3 separate regions of the Homo sapiens genome follow, and regions 2 and 3 are each linked to region 1. A link is an interaction called in ENCODE POLR2A ChIA-PET data of the cell type or tissue named here. Cell type or tissue: OCI-LY7. All regions are shown on one strand.

What was found. Peaks named below come from ENCODE experiments on the same cell type or tissue, not always from the same donor. Only the 100,000 strongest peaks of a DNase experiment are listed, where the experiment ranks them.
Region 2: POLR2A ChIA-PET joins it to region 1 with 5 read pairs; 3 of 35 experiments call an interaction of 5 or more read pairs at or near these places.
Region 3: POLR2A ChIA-PET joins it to region 1 with 5 read pairs; 2 of 35 experiments call an interaction of 5 or more read pairs at or near these places.

What each region holds. Positions count from the first base shown.
Region 1 is chr2:203,431,279-203,433,778 of GRCh38, reverse strand. ABI2 (abl interactor 2) reads right to left here. Exons shown (of 12, transcript NM_001375670.1): 12 at 1,610-2,500. It overlaps RAPH1 (Ras association (RalGDS/AF-6) and pleckstrin homology domains 1), which reads left to right. Exons shown (of 14, transcript NM_213589.3): 14 at 1-97. Among named protein-coding and RNA genes, the nearest start is that of RAPH1, 100 kb to the left of the region's middle. In OCI-LY7, a CTCF peak has its summit at 1,935; DNase peaks (open chromatin) are centred at 728 and 1,358; H3K4me3 peaks cover 851 bases; H3K27ac peaks cover 1,782 bases.
Region 2 is chr2:203,257,823-203,260,322 of GRCh38, reverse strand. The region is part of intron 4 of CYP20A1 (cytochrome P450 family 20 subfamily A member 1); the gene reads right to left. It also overlaps the pseudogene RN7SL670P. Among named protein-coding and RNA genes, the nearest start is that of CYP20A1, 20 kb to the right of the region's middle. In OCI-LY7, no CTCF peak of the experiment used is centred here; no DNase peak of the experiment used is centred here.
Region 3 is chr2:203,157,552-203,160,051 of GRCh38, reverse strand. It overlaps NBEAL1 (neurobeachin like 1), which reads right to left. Exons shown (of 56, transcript NM_001378026.1): 36 at 2,227-2,353. Among named protein-coding and RNA genes, the nearest start is that of CYP20A1, 80 kb to the left of the region's middle. In OCI-LY7, no CTCF peak of the experiment used is centred here; no DNase peak of the experiment used is centred here.

The sequences.
Region 1 (2,500 bases):
AAGAATCTGGTTTTGCATTTCATGTCAGGGTACCCAAAACATAGGCCATACACAGAAGAAATTAAGTGTGGTAAATAAACTAGTTTGATATGTTCAATTTGTTAACTTTTAAGAGTAGTTTATACCAACTAGGGAAATTTGGCCATTAAATACATTGGTGATTAAGTGACAACAGCTTTTAAAGAAAGACTTTTCTTCTCAGCCGGGTGCGGTGGCTCACGCCTGTAATCCCAGCACTTTGGGAGGCCGAGGTGGGTGGATCGCGAGGTCAGGAGATCGAGACCATCCCGGCTAACATGGTGAAACCCCGTCTCTATTAAAAATACAAAAAAAAATTAGCCAGGAGTGGTGGCAGTCGCCTGTAGTCCCAGCTACTCGGGAAGCTGAGGCAGGAGAATGGCATGAACCCAGGAGGTGGAGCTTGCAGTGAGCTGAAATTGTGCCACTGCACTCCAGCCTGGGCAACAGAGCGAGACTCCGTCTCAAAAAAAAAAAAAAGGTAAAAAAGATTTTTCTTCTTTAAACAAAGAACTAAGTACAAAGTAAAGTAATACAAAAAGGAATGCCTTTTGTTTGTTTCAAATCTTTGGAGTCACAATTACGTGTTGGACTGCCATGTGAAGGTATGTATAAATGTATAATGTGTTTGCAATCACTTTATTATGTACCAAACTAGGGCAAAAAAAGTGGAAGCCTTCCCCTTTCGTTCACCATCTGTCAATCATACGTGGTTGTGGAAACTGCACCTGTACTTATGCCTTCAGAAGCAGCAGTGTACACAGGCTGACAGGAAAACAGAACGCATGGCATGTGCCCCTTAATTGGCATATGCCCCAGATCCACAAAGCCGTTCAACCAAATGTGTAATTCCAAAGTAACCCAAAAAAGTCAAGCAATAGGCTTATTAACAAAAGATTGGATACTATCTATCTTTGAGACAAGACAAGACTGCTCTGACGCCTAAAATCCTATTCACAAATACGAGAAACCCATAAATGTTTTAGCTGGGTATTTGTTTCCTACATTATTCTTCACCTTACCTAATGATACCAAAATAATAAAGGTACAGAGGAAATAAGATGGGCTTGAAAAGTGAGAAAAGCTGAAACATCATTTTGGGTATTGTGAAGACAAACTTACTTGCTACCCTCAGATACATCATTAGAAAATTCTTTTATAATCTAGGCTCTCATAGCAACAAAGCACAGGCTAGTTAGTGGTTTGTCTTTTAGATTCACTTCTGACCAGTCTGCAATATTTTTTAGTCAACACCCATCTTCAGTGTTTGTCTGTTGAATTAAAAAAACTGTACATTAACAGAATTAGATTTGGAGAAAAGTGGTAAGAAAACCCCAGGTGCGAGTGGAGCAAAAACAGGATTAGAAAGTTCTTAATTAGAACAGCTGTCTTCAGGGAAGAAACTTGAGATCAAATTTAAAGCTCAACATTTTAAATCTTTGAAAATTTAAAAAGACGACTTCTTCAGTAATAAAAGGCAGCTCCCTGGTTTAGAGCAACAGAAAAGTCAGATTATCCCTAACACGTAAACTCAAGATACCACCTTAGAAAAAGAGGTTATTTATATAAATAAGTTAACAAGACACCTGAATATACTTTGTGGGATTTTATTTAGGTCAAGTTCTTAGTACACGGCAACAATTCCAAATACAATTAAAAAATTAAAAAGTGATGTTCCTCCACTCATCTGGAGGTGGTTTAATGGCACACAAGGAACATTACTGGCAACAGACTGCTCCCTCAAGTTCCCCTGGATGGTTTTTACTCAACTCATAATACCACCAACTCTCCCTCTGGGAGCTAAAAGTACAACTGGCCAGATCACAAATTGTTTACATTCTTTTTTGTAAGCCATTTTAAGAAAAATGGTGCATGGACACAAAATATGATAAAAACTGCTTTTCCATAGAATTCTTAAGTTGCAAAAGAGGTTTCATTTTAATGTGAAAATAAGCTTTTTTTGTTGGTTTTTCTTTTTTCTTACAAAAAACCTTAAGATATTCAGCAAGGATCATTTATACACAGCTAGGCCCCGCCGTTTCGTTTTAATTGTTTTTTTTTTTTAATAATTATATGAGATTCTCAAAACAGGAACAAAGGTCAGCACAAAGTAAACTTAAAGGTAATGAGCTCAATGCCTCCATTTAATCACTTTTATAAGGCTCTCTCCAATAAGGCTGCTGTGCTGTGCTCCTGCCAGTGTTGGAGTAATATAACATTTTTACTGCACACACCTTATGGGAAAGTGTTTATACTGAGTGTAGTTTTAGGAGGGGTAAATGAAGATTATTTCCACAAATTAAGATTGCACTTAGTACACGCCTTTACACAACTCTGATGGTATTTACCAAAACATGGCATGTCTTTTCACGTATATTCCTGAAAACACCAAATAGAACTCTTAACTTTTAAAGAAAAATACAGCACATTTAGTTAAGACAGTTGTGGTGCAGTGGAAAATTAAGTACTGAGCACTGAGTGA
Region 2 (2,500 bases), 170 kb after region 1:
TGAACCCGCGAGGTGGAGGTTGTGATGAGCAGAAATTGCGCCACTGCACTCCGGCCTGGACGACAGAGTGACACTGTCTCAAAAAATAAATAAATAGGCTGGGCACAGTGGCTCACATCTGCAATCCCAGCACTTTGGGAGGCCAAGGCATGTGGCTCACCTGAGGTCAGGAGTTCAAGACCAGCCTGACCAACATGGTGAAACCCTGTCTCTACTAAAAATACAAAATTTAGCTGGGCATGGTGGTCGGTGCCTGTAATCCCAGCTACTCAGGAAGCTGAGGCTGAAGAATCACTTGAACTTGGGAGGTGGAGGTTGCAGTGAGCTGAGATAGTGCCACTGCACTCCAGCCTGGATGACAGAGTGAGACTCTGTCTCAAAAAAAAATAAAAAGATATGCCTGTAATCCCAGCACTTTGGGAGGCTGAGGTGGGCAGATCACGAGGTCAGGAGTTCGAGACCAGCTTGGCCAACATGGTGAAACCCCGTCTCTACTAAAAATACAAAAATTAGCCAGGTTCAAGCGATTCTTCTGCCTCAGCCTCCCAAGTAGCTGGGACTACAGGCATGTGCCACCACGCCTGGCTAATTTTTGTATTTTTTGTAGAGATGGGGTTTCACCATATTGGCCAGGCTGGTCTCGAACTCCTGACCTCGTGATCTGCCCGCCTTGGCCTCCCAAAGTGCTGGGATTACAGGCAAAAGCCACTGTGCCCGGCTGCGACTGGGTAATTTATAAAGAACGCATGGTGCCAGGTGCCTACCTGGCTTCTGATGAGGCCTCAGGAAGCTTATAATCATGGCAGAAGGCAAAGGGGAGGTAGCAGGTCACATGGCAAAAGCAGGAGCAAGAGAGAGGGGGGAAGGTGCCACACACTTTTAAACAACATCTCACAAGAATTCACTACCGTGAGGATAGCACCAAGCCATGAGGACTCCACTCCCATGATCCAATCACCTTCCACCAAGCCCCACCCCCAACACTGGGGATTACAATTCAACATGAGATTTGCGCAGGGACAAATATTCAAACTATATCACTGACTAATGCCTAAATTAAGTACCTGGCTTGTGCTATGGGGTTGACAATACAAAACTAAAGTAAATTTCTCACATAACGACATAGTCTACAAACCAAAACTTAAAAAACCACCTTAATTTGCCTCTGAATGAGTAGGAGGAGAAAACAATGGAATATGGAACAACAGAAAAGACTGAAAGTTTGGAGAACAGAGCCTGTGATAAAAGATTAAGGAAGTCAGAATTACTTAGTTTGAAGCAGAGAAGACAAAATAATTAAGGCTTTTAACAATAATATTATTGAAAAGAAAAAGGTGCTTCTATCATGATTGAAAGCAAGGCAAAGAGAAATGGGCAAAATTCCTGGGGATACACAATTAAATACAAAATTATTTCTTACTGACAAATGTTGGGTATTTAAGCAGAATAGGAAGATTCTGACTGGTGAGTGCTTAAATAGAGGCAACATAACTGCCTCCAGGGAGGAAAATGAGAGGTAACAGGAACAGCTATGGCAAACAAAAAGCAGGCAGCCTGAGAGCTTCAAAGAACACGACGTATGTACAACCAATACAGAACCTTGAGATACAAAACAGGAATGGTAACAATGAGAGAATGGGAATTTGGGTGCACAAGCCTCCTGATAGCCCTGAGAATACTGGCTATCAGTTACAGATGAAAGCTGGAAAAGATAGAAACTAATCAGCAGCAACCACAGGCAAAGGAAGGTCTTGTTCAGTTTGTTTTTAGAAGCAGAAGTGTGCAGAGTAGAACCAATGTATTAATTAATGCTTACAGTGGACTGAGAAAGTCAGTCTCAAGTCTTAAATGGAAAGTGTGAGTTTCAGCTAGAACTTCCATATGGGAAAAATGGCATTCAACATTTACTAACCGTTTTTTTTTTTTTTTTTTTTAAACATAGGGTCCTGCTATGTTGCCCAGGCAGGAGTGCAGGGGCTATTCACAGGCACAATTATCACTCACAATACCCTTGAACTCCTGGGCTGATGCGATCCTTCCTCCTGAGTAGTTGGGAATACAGGCATGTGCCACTATGCCCAGCTTCCAAATGTAATTTTTAAAAGTGGATACTGTAAAGGCCTGAGGCACAGTGGCTCACACCTGTAATCCTAGTGCTTCGGGAGCCCGAGGCAGGAGGATCACTTGAGACCAGGATTTTAAGAGTAGCATAGGAAATATAGTGTGACCGCATCTCTACATAAAAATACAAAAATTAGCTGGGCAGGGTGGCACGTGCCTGTGGTCCTAGTTACTCAGGAGGCTGAGGCAGGAGGATCCCTTCAGCCCAGGAATTCGATGCTCCAGTGAGCTATAATTGTGCCACTGCACTTGAGCCCAGGCAACAGTGCGAGACCTTGACTGAAAAAAATAAAAAAAGATACCTGATTTACCCTAATGTGATTATTACACATTGTATGTCTGTATCAAAATACCTCATGTACCCCATAAATATATACAC
Region 3 (2,500 bases), 270 kb after region 1:
ATAGTCTCCAAAGTAGATATATATTAATGGCAAACAAGCACATGGAAAGATGCTCAACATTATTAGGTACTAGGAAAATGCAAATAAGATAGAAACGACTTCAAACCATCTAGGATGGCTATAATGAATTTTTACAAAACCACAAGGAAAATAACAAGAGTTGAGGTAGATGTGGAGAAATTAGAACACTCATACCTTGCTGGTGAAAATGAAAAATGACACAGTCCCTGTAAAAAACAGTTTGGTAATTCCTCAAAAGTTCAAACAGAATTATCATATGATCTAACTATTATACTCCTCAGTAGATAACCAAGACAACAAAAAACTTATGTTTGCACAAAAACTTGTACCTGAATATTCATGGAAGTACTATTCATAATAGCCTAAAAGTAGAAACAACCTAAATGCTCATGATTGATGAATGGATAAGCAAAATGTGATTATCCATATTCTGGATAACCATAAATGGTTATAAATGGAAAATTATTTAAAATATTATTCAGCCACAAAAAGGAATAAAGTACTCTCATATGCTATGACACGAATGAATCTTGAAAACATTATTCCAAATGAAAATAAGCCAGATACAAATTGTAGGAGTTACAGAAAATGTCCAAAGTAGGCAAATCCACAGAGACAAAGTAATTAGTGGTTGCCAGGTTATGTGAGAAGGGGAAAACTGGGACCGACCACTCAAAGGTACAAGATTTCCTTTTGGGGTGACATAAATGTTCTGGAATTATATAGTAGGGATGGTTGCACAAACTTGTGAAAACATTAAAAAAACCCCACTGTATTGTATGCATTAAAAATGGTAAATTTTATGTTTGTGAGATATACCTGGATTAACAAAAATAAAGACCTCCCTGGATAAGAAACAGAGAGTTTGTGGCAATCAGACCTTCCTTATTAGAAATACTAGAGGGCTGGGTGCAGCGGCTCACTCTCTGGTGGCCTGTAATCCAAGCACTTTGGGAAACCAAGACGGGAGGATCATGTGGGCCCAGAGGTTCGAGACCAGCCTGGGCAATACAGTGAGACCCTGTCTCCGTAAAAAAATTTAAAAATGAGCTAGACATGGTGGTGTGCCTATAGTCCCAGCTACTCAGGAGGCTGCGGCAGGAGGATCACTTGAGACCAGGAGGTGGAGGCTCCAGTGAGCTGTGATCACACCACTGCACTCCAGTTGAGGTGACACAGCGAGATCCTGTCTCAAAAAAAAAAAAAAAAAAAAAACCCTACAGAAAAACACACACAAAAAAACTGGAGAAAGTCTTTTAGGCTGAAAGGAAATGATATCAGATGATAAATGAATGTACACACAAAGAAATAAAGTGCACAAGTATGATACTTGATAATTATGTAGCAAACAAAGCATAAATAACATATATTTGTTTTCCTCCTATAATTCATTTAAAGACAACTGCATAAAACAGCAACTATGAAACTGTATTACTGAACTTATACAAAGAAATGTAATACGTATGACAGTAGTGACACAAAGAGGAGATGAGGAAATTAATACATTTTACATTTGCTTAAAGAGAGCTTTTGAAGTACAAATTAAAAATTTTAAAATGTATCTAAGGCTTTTCAGGTTATCTGTTTCTTCTTGCAGAGGTTGGGTAATTTGTATCTTTCAAAGAATTTGTTTCATTAAGCTGTCAAACTTACAGGCATAAAGTTATTACTATTCTTTTCAGTCATTTTATTATTTGTGGCAATATCTCCTCTTTCAATCCTAATATAGGCAAATTATGTTGTCTTTCTTTTAATCAGTCTGGCTAGAGGTTTATGTTTTTTGCTTTTTGTTTGCTTGTTTTTAATAACCAGGCTTCAATGTTTTTAATCTTTCTTTTTGTTTTTCTCTTTCATGAATTTCTGCTTTGTCTTTATAATGCTATTTCTTTTGCTTAACAGTTTATATTTTGTGCTGTACATTTCCATCTGAACACAGGTATAGCTGAATCTCACAAATTCGATGTACTGCTTTCATTATCGTACAGTTCTAAATATTTTCTAATTTCAAGGTCCAGTTCCATGTTATCCCAGTTCTAAGAAGCCTTCCTCAATAATCTCAGTTAATACTGATAAAATCCTAACAGCTGATACAGCATTAACTGTTGGACCCTGGAAATACATGGTGTTAGAATTTCAAGCAAATCTTTTCCACGATTTTGCAATCCCCTTTCTCAGAACAAAATAATTTTAAATATTTATACATACACATTTACTCTAGCTGTTATATCCTCTTCAGGAAGGTCTAATTTATCCTCCACCATATCACTAACTTTTACTTGTTTCACTACTTCCAAAAGCAATGTATCACTGGAAGGCTGTGAGTGTTGGATACCTGTTTTAAACACAAAATATCTATTAAACATAAAGTAAAAAACAATATTATAGCCTTTCTGTAATTTCTGACTGCTAATTGTGTTCCTGACTGTTAGATATAACAATATGTATATTATAAGTAAAGACGGTACTTTGATTTAGAGTA